Linked DNA regions of Homo sapiens: region 1 is linked to region 2. A link is an interaction called in ENCODE POLR2A ChIA-PET data of the cell type or tissue named here. Cell type or tissue: Panc1. All regions are shown on one strand. Links, peaks and the distances in the headings refer to the core of each region. The heading gives the core; the rest is flanking DNA.

What was found. Peaks named below come from ENCODE experiments on the same cell type or tissue, not always from the same donor. Only the 100,000 strongest peaks of a DNase experiment are listed, where the experiment ranks them.
Region 1: POLR2A ChIA-PET joins it to region 2 with 15 read pairs; 14 of 35 experiments call an interaction of 5 or more read pairs at or near these places.

What each region holds. Positions count from the first base shown.
Region 1 is chr9:125,264,547-125,272,154 of GRCh38, forward strand. GAPVD1 (GTPase activating protein and VPS9 domains 1) reads left to right here. Exons shown (of 28, transcript NM_001282680.3): 2 at 4,390-4,438. Among named protein-coding and RNA genes, the nearest start is that of GAPVD1, 6.5 kb to the left of the region's middle. RefSeq lists an enhancer at 3,156-3,656. In Panc1, for the core only: no CTCF peak of the experiment used is centred there; no DNase peak of the experiment used is centred there; H3K27ac peaks cover 283 bases.
Region 2 is chr9:125,315,205-125,322,812 of GRCh38, forward strand. GAPVD1 (GTPase activating protein and VPS9 domains 1) reads left to right here. Exons shown (of 28, transcript NM_001282680.3): 10 at 6,229-6,358. Among named protein-coding and RNA genes, the nearest start is that of GAPVD1, 57 kb to the left of the region's middle. In Panc1, for the core only: no CTCF peak of the experiment used is centred there; no DNase peak of the experiment used is centred there.

The DNA.
Region 1 (7,608 bases), core at 1,219-3,718, 52 kb before region 2:
GGGAATGAACAAAATAATCGGAAGAAGAAAGAAAAGTGAATATGTTGGCCTTTAAATTTTTGTATTAAGGCACCTCCCCACTTCCAAGGGATTGCAGCTCTGTAAGCTCTAATGTAAGCCTGAGAAAAGAAATTTTACTGTTTGCTGGTTTTCTTTAAATCATGGAGGTGGATTTTTTTTTTTTTTTTCTGAGATGGAGTCTCAGGCTGTCGCCCAGGCTGGAGTGCAGTGGCGCGATCTCAGCTCACTGCAAGCTCTGCCTACCGGGTTCATGCCATTCTCCTGCCTCAGCCTCCCAGGTAGCTGGGACTACAGGTGCTGCCACCATGCCTGGCTAATTTTTGTATTTTTAGTAGAAACGGGGTTTCACCATGTTGGTCAGGCTGGCCTCGAACCTCCTGACCTTAAGTGATCTGCCCGCCTTGGCCCCCCAGAGTGCTAGGATTATTGGCGTGAGCCACCGCGCCTGGCCATCTTACATTTTTTAAAAGACAAAAAATTATTTCCCAGCACTATGTTGTGCTTTTGTGAGCATTTGGTTTCATATGGGGACTAATCATTCTTAGTACATGCTGCCATATAGGTTTGATTATTCATCATTTTGTATGAGGTAATAAAAGGGAAAGTCTGTAAGTGAAGTTCTTGTTTTGCTGAGGTTCTTTTACCTTTTACTGTGTGATCCTAGGTTGTTTTATTTCTCTTCATTCTTCTTCCTTCTTTCTTCTTCCTTCTTTTTTTTTGAAACAAGGTCTTGCTGCATTGCCCAGGCTGGACTTGAACTCCTGGACTTGAGTGATCCTCCTGCCTCAGCCTTACCAAGTAGCTAGGACTATAGGTCGGCACCACCACACCTGGCATTGTTTCTTTTTCTGTTCTTCTTTCTGAGAGGGAGTCTTACTTGTCTCCCAGGCTGGAGTGCAGTGGTGTAATCTTGGCTCACTGAAACCTCTGCCTCCCGGGTTCCAGCGATTCTCCTGCCTCAGTCTCCCTCCTGGGCTGGGACTACAGGCGGGTGCCACGATGGCTGGCTAATTTTTGTATTTTTTTGTAGAGACGGGGTTTCACCATATTGGCCAGGCTGGTCTTGAACTCCTGACCTCGTGATCTGCCCACCTCGGCCTCCCATAGTGCTGGGATTACAAGTGTGAGCCACCGCGCCCGGCCAAAAAAAAAATTTCATGTCTGACGATATCAAATGTTGGTGAAGATGTGGCAAAAATGGTAATTTTGAAACTACTGGCCAGGCGTGGTAGCTCATGCCTATAATTTTAGCACTTTTGGAGTTTGAGGGCCACTTGAGTCCTTGAACCCGGGAGTTCAAGACCAGCCTGGGCCTCAAAGTGAGACCCCTGTCTCTATTAAAAAAGAAAAAATTTATAAAAAAAAAAAAAAAAAGAAACTGCTACCGGTTACTGTTAGGAGGAGGAAAAAAAAACTGTTGGTTGAGTGTAAACTGGTATAGCTGCTTTTGAAGACAGTATTTGCAGCCCTTAGTAAAGTTGAAGATAGGCGTACTCTATAATTTCACGTCTATAAGGGATTATGAATGGGAGGTAGTGGCAAAGGGGATGATATCTATAATTTTTTTTTTTTTTTTGAGGTGGAGTTTTGCTCTTGTTGCCCAGGCTGGAGTGCAAATGCGCGATCTCGGCTCACTGCAATCTCCGTCTCCCGGGTTCCAGCATTTCTCCTGCCTCAGCTTCCCGAGCAGCTGGGATTATAGGCATGCACCACTATGCCCGGCTAATTTTTATTTTATTTTATTTTATTTTATTTTTTTTTTTTTAGACGGAGTCTCGCTCTGTCGCCCAGGCTGGAGTGCAGTGGCGTGATCTTGGCTCACTGCAAGCTCTGCCTCCCGAGTTCACGCCATTCTCCTGCCTCAGCCTCCCAAGTAGCTGGGACTACAGGCGCCCGCCACCATGCCCAGCTAATTTTTTGTATTTTCAGTAGAGACGGGGTTTCACCATGTTATCCAGGATGGTCTTGATCTCCTGACCTTGTGATCCACCTGCCTCGGCCTCCCAAAGTGCTGGGATTACAGGCGTGAGCCACCGCGCGCAGCCCGTTATCTATAATTTCTTTTGAGGATATCTATACTTTTTTTTTGAGACTAGACACTACTGTGACAACAGCTAATTCTGGGAGGCAGAATATACGTGCTAAATTATTATTTGTATCTTTCCCTATTTTCTGCTGTTCGTTTTGTTTTTTTCTTTTTGTTTGTTTTTTGAGACAGAGTCTTGCTCTGTGGTCCAGGCTGGAGTGCAGTGGCGCCATCTCAAGTCACTGCAACTTCCCCCTCCTGGGTTCAAGAGATTCTCCTGCCTCAGCCTCCTGAGTAACTGGTACTATGGGCACGTGCCACCACACCTGGCTAATTTTTTGTATTTTTAGTGGAGATGGGGTTTCACCATGTTGGCAAGCCTGGTCTTGAACTCCTGTGATCCGCCTGCCTCGGCCTCCCCAAAGGGCTGGGATTACAGGCATGAGCCACTGTACCCGGCAGGCTTTGTTTTTTTGTAATCCATAACTTCTAAATATTGTTTTTGCAACTCTTTGAAAAATTGTAAGCCTACAGAAGGGTTGTTCAGTAAACATTCATATACCCTTCACCTAGATTTGCTGTTAACATTTTGCCATGTTTACTTTACACATAGAAGATGCACATTTTACTTTGGGAATCCGAGACGGTCAGATTACTTGAGCCTAGGAATTTGAATTTTGAGGCAAGGTCTTGCTCTGTTGTCTAGGTTGGAGTTCAGTTGCGCTATCAGGGATCATTGCAGTCTCGACCTCCTGGGCTCAAGCTGTCCTCCCACTTCAGTCTCCTGAGTAGGTTGGGATGTGCTACCACACCCGGTTAATTAATTTTAGTTTTTTATTTTTTGAGATGGAGTTTCACTCTTGTTGCCCAGGCTGGAGTACAATGGCACAATCTCAGCTCATCGCAGTTTCTGCCTTCTGATTCTCCTGCCTCAGCCTCGCGAGTAGCTGGGATTACAGGCATGTGCCACCATGCCCAGCTAATTTTGTATTTTTAGTAGAGACGGGGTTTCACCATGTTGATCAGGCTGGTCTTGAACTCCTGACCTCAGGTGAACTGCCCGCTTCGGCCTCCCAAAGTGCTGGGATTACAGGGGTGAGCTACCATGCCTGACCAATTAAAAAAAGAATTTTTTTTTTATTGGGAAGACAGGATCTCCCTATGTTCCTCAGGCTGGTCTCAAACTCCTGGGCTCAAGCAATCCTCCCACCTTGACCTCCCAAAGCTTTGGGATTACAGGCGTGAGCCACTATGCCTAGCTGCTAGAATTTAAAATAAACTTTATTCGGCCAGGCACAGTGGCTCACACCTGTGATCCCTGCATTTTGGGAGACCGAGGCGGGTGGATCACCTGAGGTCAGGAGTTTGAGACCAGCCTGGCCGACATGATGAAATCCCATCTCTACTAAAAATACAAAAAATTAGCTGGGCGTGGTGGCTCGCGCCTGTAATCCCAGCTACTCAGGAGGCTGAGGCAGGAGAATCGCTTGAACCCAGGAGGCTGGGGTTGTAGTGAGCCGAGATCACGCCACTGCACTCCAGCTTGAGCAACAAGAACAAAACTCTGTCTCAAAAAAAAACAACAACAAACAAACAAACAACCCCCCCCCCCAAAAAAAAACCAAGAACTTTATTCTACTGGTGCTTTCTTAGCCACCGTCACAATGTTGTCACTTCTCACTTTACGCAGCTGGCTCCACTGAGGGTTTGTGAGCTGGTCTCCAGTGATGGCACATAGTTCTTATTACCTTACATGGTAACACTACCTGATCATGGCGTTCTGGAAATTGTGACAATATGTACTGATCTTTTGTTGGTGCAACTAACAATACAAAAGTTGCTGCTCTGTAAATGTATGCTTCAGTTTCATTAGTTTATTTGGAATAATTACCCCTAACATTGTTTTTTTTTTTTTTTTTTTTTCGAGACAAGGTCTTGGTCTGTCATGCAGGCTGGAGTGCAGTAACGCTATCACAGCTCACTGCAGCCTCCACCTCCCTGTCTCAAGAGATTCCCCTGCCTCAGCCTTCTGAGTAGCTGGGACCACAGGCACATGACACCATGCTTGGCTAACTTGTATTTTGTATTTTATTTTTGTTTGACCAGACGAGTTTTAAATACAAGTTTTGTAGTTTTTGTAGAGGTGCCCACACTGGTCTCAAACTCCTGAGTTCAAGTAGTTCATCTGCCTCGGCCTCCCAAAGTACTGGGATTACAGGCATGAACCACTGCGCCCAGCTACTTGTAATGTTTGTAGGTAGTTTAATAGCGAAAGTAGGTACATTCCAGTGATAAGACATTCAGTTTATTATTTTTTCCTTTTTCCTTTTTTTTTTCTTTAGGGGTAAGTGTACTGGAGAGAGTTGGTTATACATTCTAGGAATCTCAAAGGTAAAGTATGATTTAAAAATATTTTTTTAAAATAATTTTTTTAAGTTTGCCTACAGCTACAAATTTTTAAGTTTTATGTAAGTGGAATCCTTTTTTTTTGAGACATATTCTCACTCTGTCATCAGAGTGCAGTGGTGCCATCATAGCTCACTGAAGCCTCAAACTCCTGGCCTGAACAGGGCGATCCTCCTGCCTCAGCCTCCTGAGTAGCTGGGAATACAGGAGCATGCTACTTTGCCCAGCTGAGTCCTTCTTATTTGCTTTGGACAGACTAGTACTTGAAAAAATAATTTTCAAATGTTTAGTTGAGTGTTTTTTTTTCCTTCAACTTTTGGGAGGCTGTTTTTTTGTCATACATATTTCCTTCTCTGGAGTTAATTTTCTGTTAAGCAAGAAGGATTTCAGTTATGTATTTTTTACACTTGAACTACCTAAACTTGTGCTTGCATAGAATTATTTTCAACTTTAACTCCTTAAGTAATCGTTTTCAGGATATTTTAGTTTTTGTTCTTGTTTTTTTTTTGAGTTGGAGTCTCGTTCTGTCGCCCAGGCTGGAGTGCAGCCTCCCGAGTAGCTGGGATTACAGGTGCTACCATGCCCTGCTCATTTTTTATATTTTTAGTAGAGACAAGGTTTCACCATGTTGGCTAGGCTGGTCTTGAACTCGTGACCTCTGGTGATCCACCCGCTGTGCTGGGATTACAGGCATGAGCTACCATGCCTGGCTTTTTTTTTTTTTTTTTTTTTTTTGGAGGCAGAGTCTCACTCTGTTGCCCAGGCTGGAGTACAGTGGCATGATCTCTGCTTACTGCAACCTCTGCCTTCCAGGTTCAAGTGATTCTCCTGCCTCAGCCTCCCTGGTAGCTGGGATTACAGGTGGCTGCCACCATGTCCAGCTAATTTTTTTTATTTTTAGTAGAGACGGGGTTTTACCATGTTGGCCAGGCTGGTCTTGAACTCCTACTCTCAAGTGATCTGCCCGCCTTGGCCTCTGGAAGTGCTGGGATAGGTGCAAGCCACCATGCTTGGGCAGATGTTTTAATTTGTAAAGGAACTAGGACCAATAATTTTTTTTACTGTATACACATTTTAGAATAAGTTTTAGGCACCTAGCTGTTTGATTTCTGGTAACTAAGATTATAGTCAGTTAAACTTTACTGCTGGCCAGGCATGGTGGCTCATGCCTGTAATCCTAGCACTTTGGGAGGCCGAGGTGGGCGAATCACTTGAGGTCAGGAGTTTGAGTCCAGCCTGGCCAACATGGAGAAACCCCGTCTCTACTAAAAATACAAAAATTAGCTGGGTGTGGTGGCGCACACCTGTAGTCCCAGCTACTTGGGAGGCTGAGGCAGGAGAATTGCTTGAACCTGGGAGGCAGAGTTTGCAGTGAGCTGAGATTGTGCCCCTGCACTCCAGCCTGGGTGACAGAGCTAGAGTCTGTCTCAAAAAAACAAAAACAAAAGAATCTTTCCTTCTTTATGCTTACCTATATTTTCTAACTTTTCTGGATATGTTTCAATATGTATTATGATTTTGTAAAAAATTTCAGAAGGGTGGTTATTTTTTGTTTCAAAGCTGAAACCCAGTTTAAAACTCTAATACAGTGGTCAGAGGAAGTGGTGAATATCTTGATACTTCAGTTTCTAATATTTAATATATATATAAGTGAATGGTTGAGGCCGGGCGCAGTGGCTCACGCCTGTAATCCCAGCACTTTGGGAGGCTGAGGCGGGTGGATCACCTGAGGTCAGGAGTTTGAGACCAGCGTGACCAACATGGAGAAACCCCGTTTCTGGTAAAAGTACAAAATTAGCCAGGTGTAGTGGCACATGCCTGTAATCCCAGCTACTCAGGAGGCTGAGGCAGGAGAATCGCTTGAACCTGGGAGTGGGAGGCAGAGGTTGCGATGAGCCGAGATCGTGCCATTGCACTCCAGCCTGGGCAACAAGAGCGAAACTCCATCTCAAAAAATAAAAAAGAATGGTTGAGTGAAGGACTTAACAGACTACATAGGGGTTTCTATAAATTTTTTTTTTTGAGTTTGAAGATGAACCAGATACCTGATAAATGCTTGTGTCTGAAAGAAAAGTATAAAAGTATAATTTAATTCTAATACTCTTTGTGTGTGTGTGTGGCCAAAATTATGTTTTTGTATACCTTTTTTTGTAAGCCATTTAAAAAATACAGGCTTTAAACATACTCTTGGAAGTGTATAAACAGATACTGTGTCTGCTTGTTAATCTAAGATGTCTGTCCGAAAAGGTGCTTGCTTGGTCTTGCTCCCTTATAATGCCGGTACACCCACGCTGGAGACTAGTAGAAAGCATGTTGTCAGACGTGTTTAGTTCTTTTTTTTTTCCTTACCAACTTATGTGTTGTTATTTATTTTCTGTGAATCTTTGGAAGGATTAAACCCACGTGGTTTTTCTATCAGAAAAAAGACAAAACAAAATTAGTCAAGGCATATTAGTCTTTTTCCTTTTTCCTAGGATCAGAGTGTAGTAATATCCTGCCAATCTTAATTTTAACAAATACTTATATTTTTCGGACTTAGATTAACTTATTTTTTTATTTTTTATTTTTTGAGACAGACTCTTGCTCTCTTGCCCAGGCTGGAGTCCAGTGACCTGATCTTGGCTCACTGCAACCTCTGCCTCCCGGGTTCAAGCGATTCTCCTGCCTCAGCCTCCCGAGTAGCTGGGATTACAGGCACCCACCACCACACCTGGCTAATTTTTGTATTTTTAGTAGAGACGTTGTTTCACCGTGTTAGCCGTGCTAGTCTTGAACTCCTGACCTCAAGTGATCCACCTGCCTCGAGTGCTGGGCTTACCCACCGCACCTGGCCCTCCTTTCACTTTCTAATGCAGAATTCTAATCTATCCCTTTGTTTTACTTGTGTTATTTATATTTACTTACTTCCATTATCTTGGCTACTTTACAAAAATGCATTAGGTCTAAAAGTTATAACATTTAAGGCTGAATTGCCAAATGTTTAAAAATATAGATTTCTGTACCAGAAAAACTTTGGAAAAACTACATTAATTCTTTTTTTTTGAGATGGAGTTTCACTCTGTCTCCCAGGCTGAAGTGCAGTGGCATGATCTCGGCTCACTTCAACCTCTGCTGCCTGAGTTCAAGCGATTCTCCTGCCTCAGCCACCTGAGTAG
Region 2 (7,608 bases), core at 2,580-5,079:
CTATGACATGATACCCCATAGGGAAGAAGACCAACAATCTTCGAAACTCCATCCTCCACACACACACACAAATAAGCTGGCAAAAACTGTCAGAATCAACTTATTTGGAACTCTGGAATCTAATAAAAAACTTTTAACAACAAAGGAATGCTTAATGAAGAAAAAGACTGCTGAATTTTGTTAAGAGAGCTCTGTGATCCTACCCTGTTACCATCTTCAACCCCCAGCCCAGTGGCTGCTTTGAAGACAGCTTATATTACTGTGCAGTGTGCTGGTACTTGAGGGAGGAATGTGGACCTTATTCTGAAAGCAGCATGGTTGTGTATTTTGATCTGTCTGGTAGGTCCTGAAAGATCGTCTCAAAGGCTTGGCTTTGTTTTGCCTGCCTCTGATCTTTCCCAGGGCCGAGGCAGCTACACAGGTGGCATTTGTCAAAAGTATTGAAAAGCAGATATATTAGTTGCTTCTGCTTGCATTAAGGGATAACAGTCAGGGCAATCCGCATACAGATCCAAATGCTTATGAAGGAAGAGGCTTGGGAAGGAGACACCAGGGGGCACAAAGGCTTTGAAAAGCTCCCACGTGTTCTGGGGAATCTACCAGGTTGTACACATACCCAGGGCTGGTCATGTGCTCAGGAAAGACCCTAGAAGATCCAAGCTCTCACTGCTGGGTAACCTTCAGGCTGAACCCAAGTAGGAAGTGAAGGCTAAGGTACAGTTGCAAACTGCCTGGCTAAGTGTTGAAGTTCCCCAAAACAGAGCCAATCTTCAAAGACTTGGAAATGTTTTGTTTTGTTATTCCAGGTGTTAAATCTGCCAAATCACGTGCTCACCACTAAGCTAACAGAACAGAAACTTCAGAGGCCACACATGACAGAAAATTTAGAGAGATCATTAAATAGTCACTACAACAAGCAGCAACAACCAACTAGGGGTTAAGGGTATATAATCTGATTTCCAGAATTGCCACTTTGTAACATTTATTTGTTTATTTTTTATTTTAATTTTTTTATTATACTATAAGTTCTGGGATACATGTGCAGAACGTGCAGGTTTGTTACATAGGTATACATGTGCCATAGATCTACATTAGATATTTCTCCTAATGATATCCCTCCCCTAACCCCCTACCCCTGCGACAGGCCCCAGTGTATGATGTTCCCCTCCCTGTGTCCATGTATTCTCATTGTTCAACTCCCACTTATGAGGGAGAACATGCGGTGTTTGGTTTTCTGTTCCTGCATTAGTTTGCTGAGAATGATGGTTTCCAGCTTCATCTGTATCCCTGCAAAGGACATGAACTAATCCTTTTTTATTGCTGCAAACCACTATGGCACATGTATCCCTGCAAAGGACATGAACTAATCCTTTTTTATGGCTGCATAGTATTCCATGGTGTATATGTGCCACGTTTTCATTATCCAGTCTATTGTTGATGGGCATTTGGGTTGGTTCCAAGTCTTTGCTATTGTGAATAGTGCTTCAATAAACGTATGTGTGCATGTGTCTTTATAGTAGAATGATTTATAATCCTTTGGGTATATACACCCAGTAATGGGATTGCTGGGTCAGATGGTATTTCTGGTTCTAGATCCTTGAGGAATTGCCACACTGTCTTCCATAACAGTTGAACTAATTTACACTCCCACCAACAGTGTGAAAGTGTTCCTGTTTCTCCACATTCTCTCCAGCATCTGTTGTTTCCTGACTTTTTAATGATCACTTTATAATATTTAAAATGTCTGCTTTTCAGCAAAACTTATGAGGCATATAAAGAAACAAAAATATGGCCCTTTCACAGGAAAAAAGTTAATAGAAAATGTCCTTGATGGGCCAGGCGCAGTGGTTCATGGCCGTAATCCCAGCACTTTGGGAGGCGAAGGTGGGCTGTTCATGAGGTCAGGAGTTCGAGACCAGCCTGACCAACATGGTGAAACCCCGTCTCGACTAAAAATACAAAAATTAGCCAGGCGTGGTGGTGTGCACCTGTAATATCAGCTACTCAGGAGGCTGAGGCAGGAGAATCGCTTGAACCTGGGAGGCGGAGGTTGCAGTGAGCCAAGATTGCGCCATTGCACTCTAGCCTGGGCAATACAGCGAGACTCTGTCTCAAAAAAAAAAAAAGAAAACGTCCTTGATGGCCGGGCGGTGGCTCACGCCTGTAATCCCAGCACTCTGGGAGGCTGAGGTGGGTGGATCACCTGAAGTTGGGAGTTTGAGACCAGCCTGAGCAACATGGAGAAACCCTGTCTCTACTAAAAATACAAAATTAGCCAGGCCTGGTGGCACATGCCTGTAATCCCAGTTACTCGGGAGGCTGAGGTAGGAGAATCGCTTGAACTTGGGATGTAGAGGTTATGGTGAGCTGAGATTGTGCTGTTGTACTCCAGCCAGGGCAACAAGAGCGAAACTCTGTCTCAAAAAAAAAAAAAAAAAGAAAAGAAAGAAAAGAAAGAAAATGGCCTTGATGAAGCACAGACATTGGACTTACTCAAGACTTTAAATCAATTTTTTTTTTAATATACTTAAAGAGCTATGGAAACCACGGACAAAGAACTAAAGAAAACCAAGAGAACAAGGTCTCACCAAATAGAAGATATCAATAAAGGGGTAGAAATTACAGAAGGAACCATATAGAAATTCTGGAGTTGAAAAGTATAATAACTGGAATGAAAAATACACTAGAGGGGTTCAACAGCAGATTTGTACAGGCAGAAAAATCAGTGAACTTGAAGATGGATCAATTGAGATTATCTAGTCTCAGGAGCAGAAAGATTACAAAAGACAAAGACATTATATGTTGATAAATAGTCATTAAGAAGATACACCCAGCACTTTGGGAGGCCGCTCTCACTGCAGCCTCCGCCTCCCCTGTTCAAGTGATTCTCCTGCCTCAGCTTCCCTAGTAGCTGGGACCACAGGCATATGCCACTATGCCCAGCTAATTTTTGTATTTTTAGTAGAGACAGGGTTTCACTTTATGTTGGCCAGGTTGCTCTCAAACTCCTGACCTCAGGTGATCTGCCCACCTCAGCCTCCCAAAGTGTTGGGATTAGAGGCGTGAGCCACTGTGGCCAGCTAAAGTTTTTTTAGCACTCAGATTCTGTGGTTTTAGTTTAATCCAGAGTTTGCAGATGCTCTGATTTAGAAGCATGAAATTAGATTTTCGTATTTTATACTCCAGTGTGTATTTTGTATTTTATACTCCAGTGTGACTGACTTTGTACAGTGGCTTTCTGTATGGCGTCTCAAAATTGCTTGCCTTTGGATATGATTTGGAAAAAATATCTTCATTGTGTTATATAATCCCTTTTCTGTTAATTCACGTGAATCTCCAGACCTTGAAATGATTTTTCTCCTGATGTTTTAGTTTCACATCACTCACTATGGTGAATAGTTTAAGTTATCTAATTTAAAATATTTATGTTGGCCAGTTATGGTGGCTCATGCCTGTAATCCCAGTATTTTGGGAGGCTGAGGTGAGAGGATTGCTTGAAACCAGAAGTTCAAGACCAGCCTGGGCAACATAGTAAGACCTTGTCTCTACAAAAATAAAAAAATTTCCAGGGATGGTGGCTCACACCTGTAATCCCAGCGCTTTGGGAGGCTGAGGCAGAAGGATCCTTGGGTCCAGGACTTCAAGACCAGCCTGGGCAACTTGGCGAGACCCTGTCTTAATAATAAATAGGCCAGGCGCAGTGGCTCACACCTGTAATCCCAGAACTTTGGGAGGCCGAAGCAGGCAGATCACTTGAGGTCAGGAGTTTGAGACCAGCCTGGCCAACATGGTGAAACCCCATCTTTACTAAAAATACAAAAATTAGCCGGGTGTGGTGGCACATGCCTGTAATCCCAGCTACTTGGGAGGCTGAGACAGGAGAATCGCTTGAAACTGGGAGGTGGAGGTGGCAGTGAGTCAAGATCATGCCATTGCACTCCAGCCTAGGTGAAAGATTGAGACTCTGTCTCAAAAATATAATAATAATAATAATAATACGAAGAACTAAAATGAAAAAAATTAGCTGGGCTTGGTGGTGTGTACCTGTAGTCCCAGCTACTCAGGAGGCTAAAACAGGAGGATTGCCTGTGCCTAGGGGTTCAAGGCTGTGGTGAGCCATCATTGCACCACTGCACTCCAGCCTGGGCGACAGAATGAGTTCCATCTTAAAAAAATTTTTTTTAATAAAAATTTTATGTGTATTTAATTTTTTTTTTTGAGATGGAATCTCCCTCTGTCACCCAGGCTGGAGTGCAGTGGTGCAATCACAGCTCACTGCAACCTCCACTTCCCAGGTTCAAGTGATTCTCCAGCCTCCTGAGCAGCTGGGATTACAGGTGTGTGCCACGACGCCTGGCCTATGTCTATTAATTTCAAGCAAATAGGGAAAAAAAAACTTTTTTTTTTTTTTTTTTGAGATGCAGTCTTGCTCTGTCACCCAGGCTGGAGTGCAGTGGTGCAATCTCAGCTCATTGCAACCTCCACCTCCCGGGTTCAAGCGATTCTCCTGTCTCAGCCTCCCAAGTAGCTGGAATTACAGGCGTACACCACCACACCTGGTTGATTTTGTATTTTTAGTAGAGATGGGATTTTGCCACGTTGCCCAGGTTGAACTCCTGACCTCAGGTGATCCACCGGCCTTGACCTCCCAGAGTGCTGGGGTTACAGGCATGAGCCGCCACCGCTCCCAGCCAAAAAACCTGTATTTAAAGGCATCATGTGTAAATGTATAAAACCATTTCAAAACCTTTAATTTACTCAGAGCCAAAACAGCAACCAAGAATTTTTTTTTTCTTTCTGTTTAAAAATCATTTATCTTTTAGCTGACAAAATTGTATCTATTTATGGTATACATGTTTTGATATACATTGTGGAATGGCTGAATCAAGCTAAATAACCTGTATCGCCTCACATATTTTTCATTTTTTGTGGTAAGTTTTTTTCTTTGTAAGTGAGGGTACTATTCTTCCTTCATATTTCAGCAACAGCCAAGGGAGCCAAGGCCTCTGAGTTCAAGTCCAAGGTGTACCTAAAACATGCTATGTGACTTTCAACAAAGCACTTAATTCTTCATTAAGGTGGAGATATACACACAAAGCTGAGTTGTGAGGCTTGTAGGGAGTAGTGAGATGTAGTTATGTTATTTGGAAGTCATCTGGCAAATGGAAAGCATATAAAAAGGCCATCAGTCTAAGCTGGAGATGTCTGTGAAGTCATACTTTAGTTTCTGGTGTGGACTTTTGTGGCCCTGTATGTATGTTGTGATCAAGTGGACGTTCAGACTAGATGGATTAAATCTTGATGCCTACAAAATAACATGATTACACGTTTTCTTCTAGTTGAATTTATTTACTTTTATTTACTTTAAATTTTATTTAAATTTTGCAAATTTAGTATGTTTAAAAATTTTATTTATTGATTTTTTATTTTTATTTTTTTGAGATGGAGTCTCACTGTATCGCCCAGGCTAGAGTGCAGTGGCGCGATCTCGGCTCACTGCAAGCTCCGCCTCCCAGGTTCACGCCATTCTTCTGCCTCAGCCTCCCGAGTAGCTGGGACTACAGGCACCCACCACCAAGCCCGGCTAATTTTTTTTGTAGTTTAGTAGAGATGGGGTTTCACCATGTTAGCCAGCATGGTCTCGATCTCCTGACCTCGTGATCTGCCTGCCCTGGCCTCCCAAAGTGCTGAGATTACAGGCGTGATCCTCTGCGCCCAGCCTTGTTGATTTACTTTCTTTAAATTTTGCAAATTTAATACGTGACATGACAACTGTTTTATGTGCATCTTTTTACTTAATTCTCAACAATTACATGGCATACATACTGTTACTGTCACCATTTTATAGATGAAGAAACTGAGGCTTAGAGAATTTCAATAACTTGCCTATCCAAGGTTACATAGTTGACACATGACAGAATTAGAAGGACCAGCGTGCTGACACCAAAGACTTCTGATTTGTATAATTCTCACCACTACTCATCTGGTAGTCTGGTTGCCTGTTCTATCTGTAACACTCGTAGGGTAATGGAAAGGCATGGCTTCAGCTGCTTTAATTTATATACTTTTATTCCACAGGTATTTAAAAGCTTGACAGACCTTCTAAATAGGTTTGTAGTTAAAAATTGATAATTTAAGATTAAGGAGTTAAATATGCATTTGCTGTGGTTTGTTTCCTTATCAGTAATCTTTCCATTGATAAACCAAAATTGACATTTTATTTTTTAGGTCCTAAACATGCAGCTTTCGGATGGAGGACAAGGAGATGTCCCTGTTGATGAAAACAAACTCCATGGTAAACCTGATAAAACCTTGCGCTTTTCCCTCTGCAGTGATAATCTGGAAGGAATATCTGAAGGTGAAGGGTTACTTCATTCAAGGAGTTGTGTGGTTCAATTAATAGTTTGTTTTGTGTTTTTTAAAGGAGCTTATAAATTATAATTATACCATCTGTGCTTCTCACTGAGGAGACTAATGAAGATTTCCTCTAATGAGCCTGAACAGTTGGCTGTAAAGATTGTTTCCTGAATAAAATTAAAATTGCAAGATGCCTTTGGTCATATAAAATGGAGAAGATATGTCTTTATTCAGACTTAAATAGAATAACAGCAAGTTCTGTTTCTGCAGTATTAATATATACCAAAGCTTATAGAGCTCCTTTAGAAGGATATCATGCATGTCGAAACGGGAAAAAATGGACTTACTAGTATTTCAATATGTTGCACATACTCTTAAATGTTCTGTATTCCTTTACTCACACTCACACATACCTTTATGAAGCAGAAGACAATGGAAATAGGTATTAAAAAGAAAATTCAAAGCCAAGATTGTGAAATGAGAATATGTCATTTTGCCTACTAGTACCAATTTTTTTTTTTTGAGACAGAGTCTCGTTCGTTGCCCAGGCTGGAGTGCAGTGTCGCAATCTCGGCTCACTGCAAGCTCCGCCTCCCGGGTTCACGCCATTCTCCTGCCTCAGCCTCCTGCATAGTTGGGACTACAGGCACCCGCCACCACGCCTGGCTAATTTTTTGTATTTTTAGTAGAGACGGGGTTTCACCGTGTTAGCCAGGATGGTCTCGATCTCCTGACCTCGTGATCCGCCCACCTCAGCCTCCCAAAGTGCTGGGATTACAGGCGTGAGCCACCGCGCCTGGCCCCGGGTTTTTTTTTATTTAAAGACAATAGTTCAAATTTACTGACATTTAAAAAGAAACCTAAAATATAATAACTTCATATTTTAATCTGACTTTTCCAAAAAAATGACATGTAATGTATGTTCATTCTACAAAACAGAGAAATAGAATCACCTATAATCTCAAAATTTTGTTGATAGCAGTTGACGTTTTAGATTATTCACAGCAAAATTAGGTTTATCCTGTTTTGTAACCTTTTGTAATTTAATAATATGGCATTAACATTTCCCTTTGTAATTTAACATTCTTAAATAACATGGTTTTTATGGCTGTTTTCCTTAACCTCACATGGCATATCATAATTTTTTTCAACTTTCTTCTGTGATTAAATCTATAGATTTCTTCCACTTTTTGGACATAATAACTTCTGGGCTGGGCGAAGTGGCTCATGCCTCTAATCCCAGCACTTTGG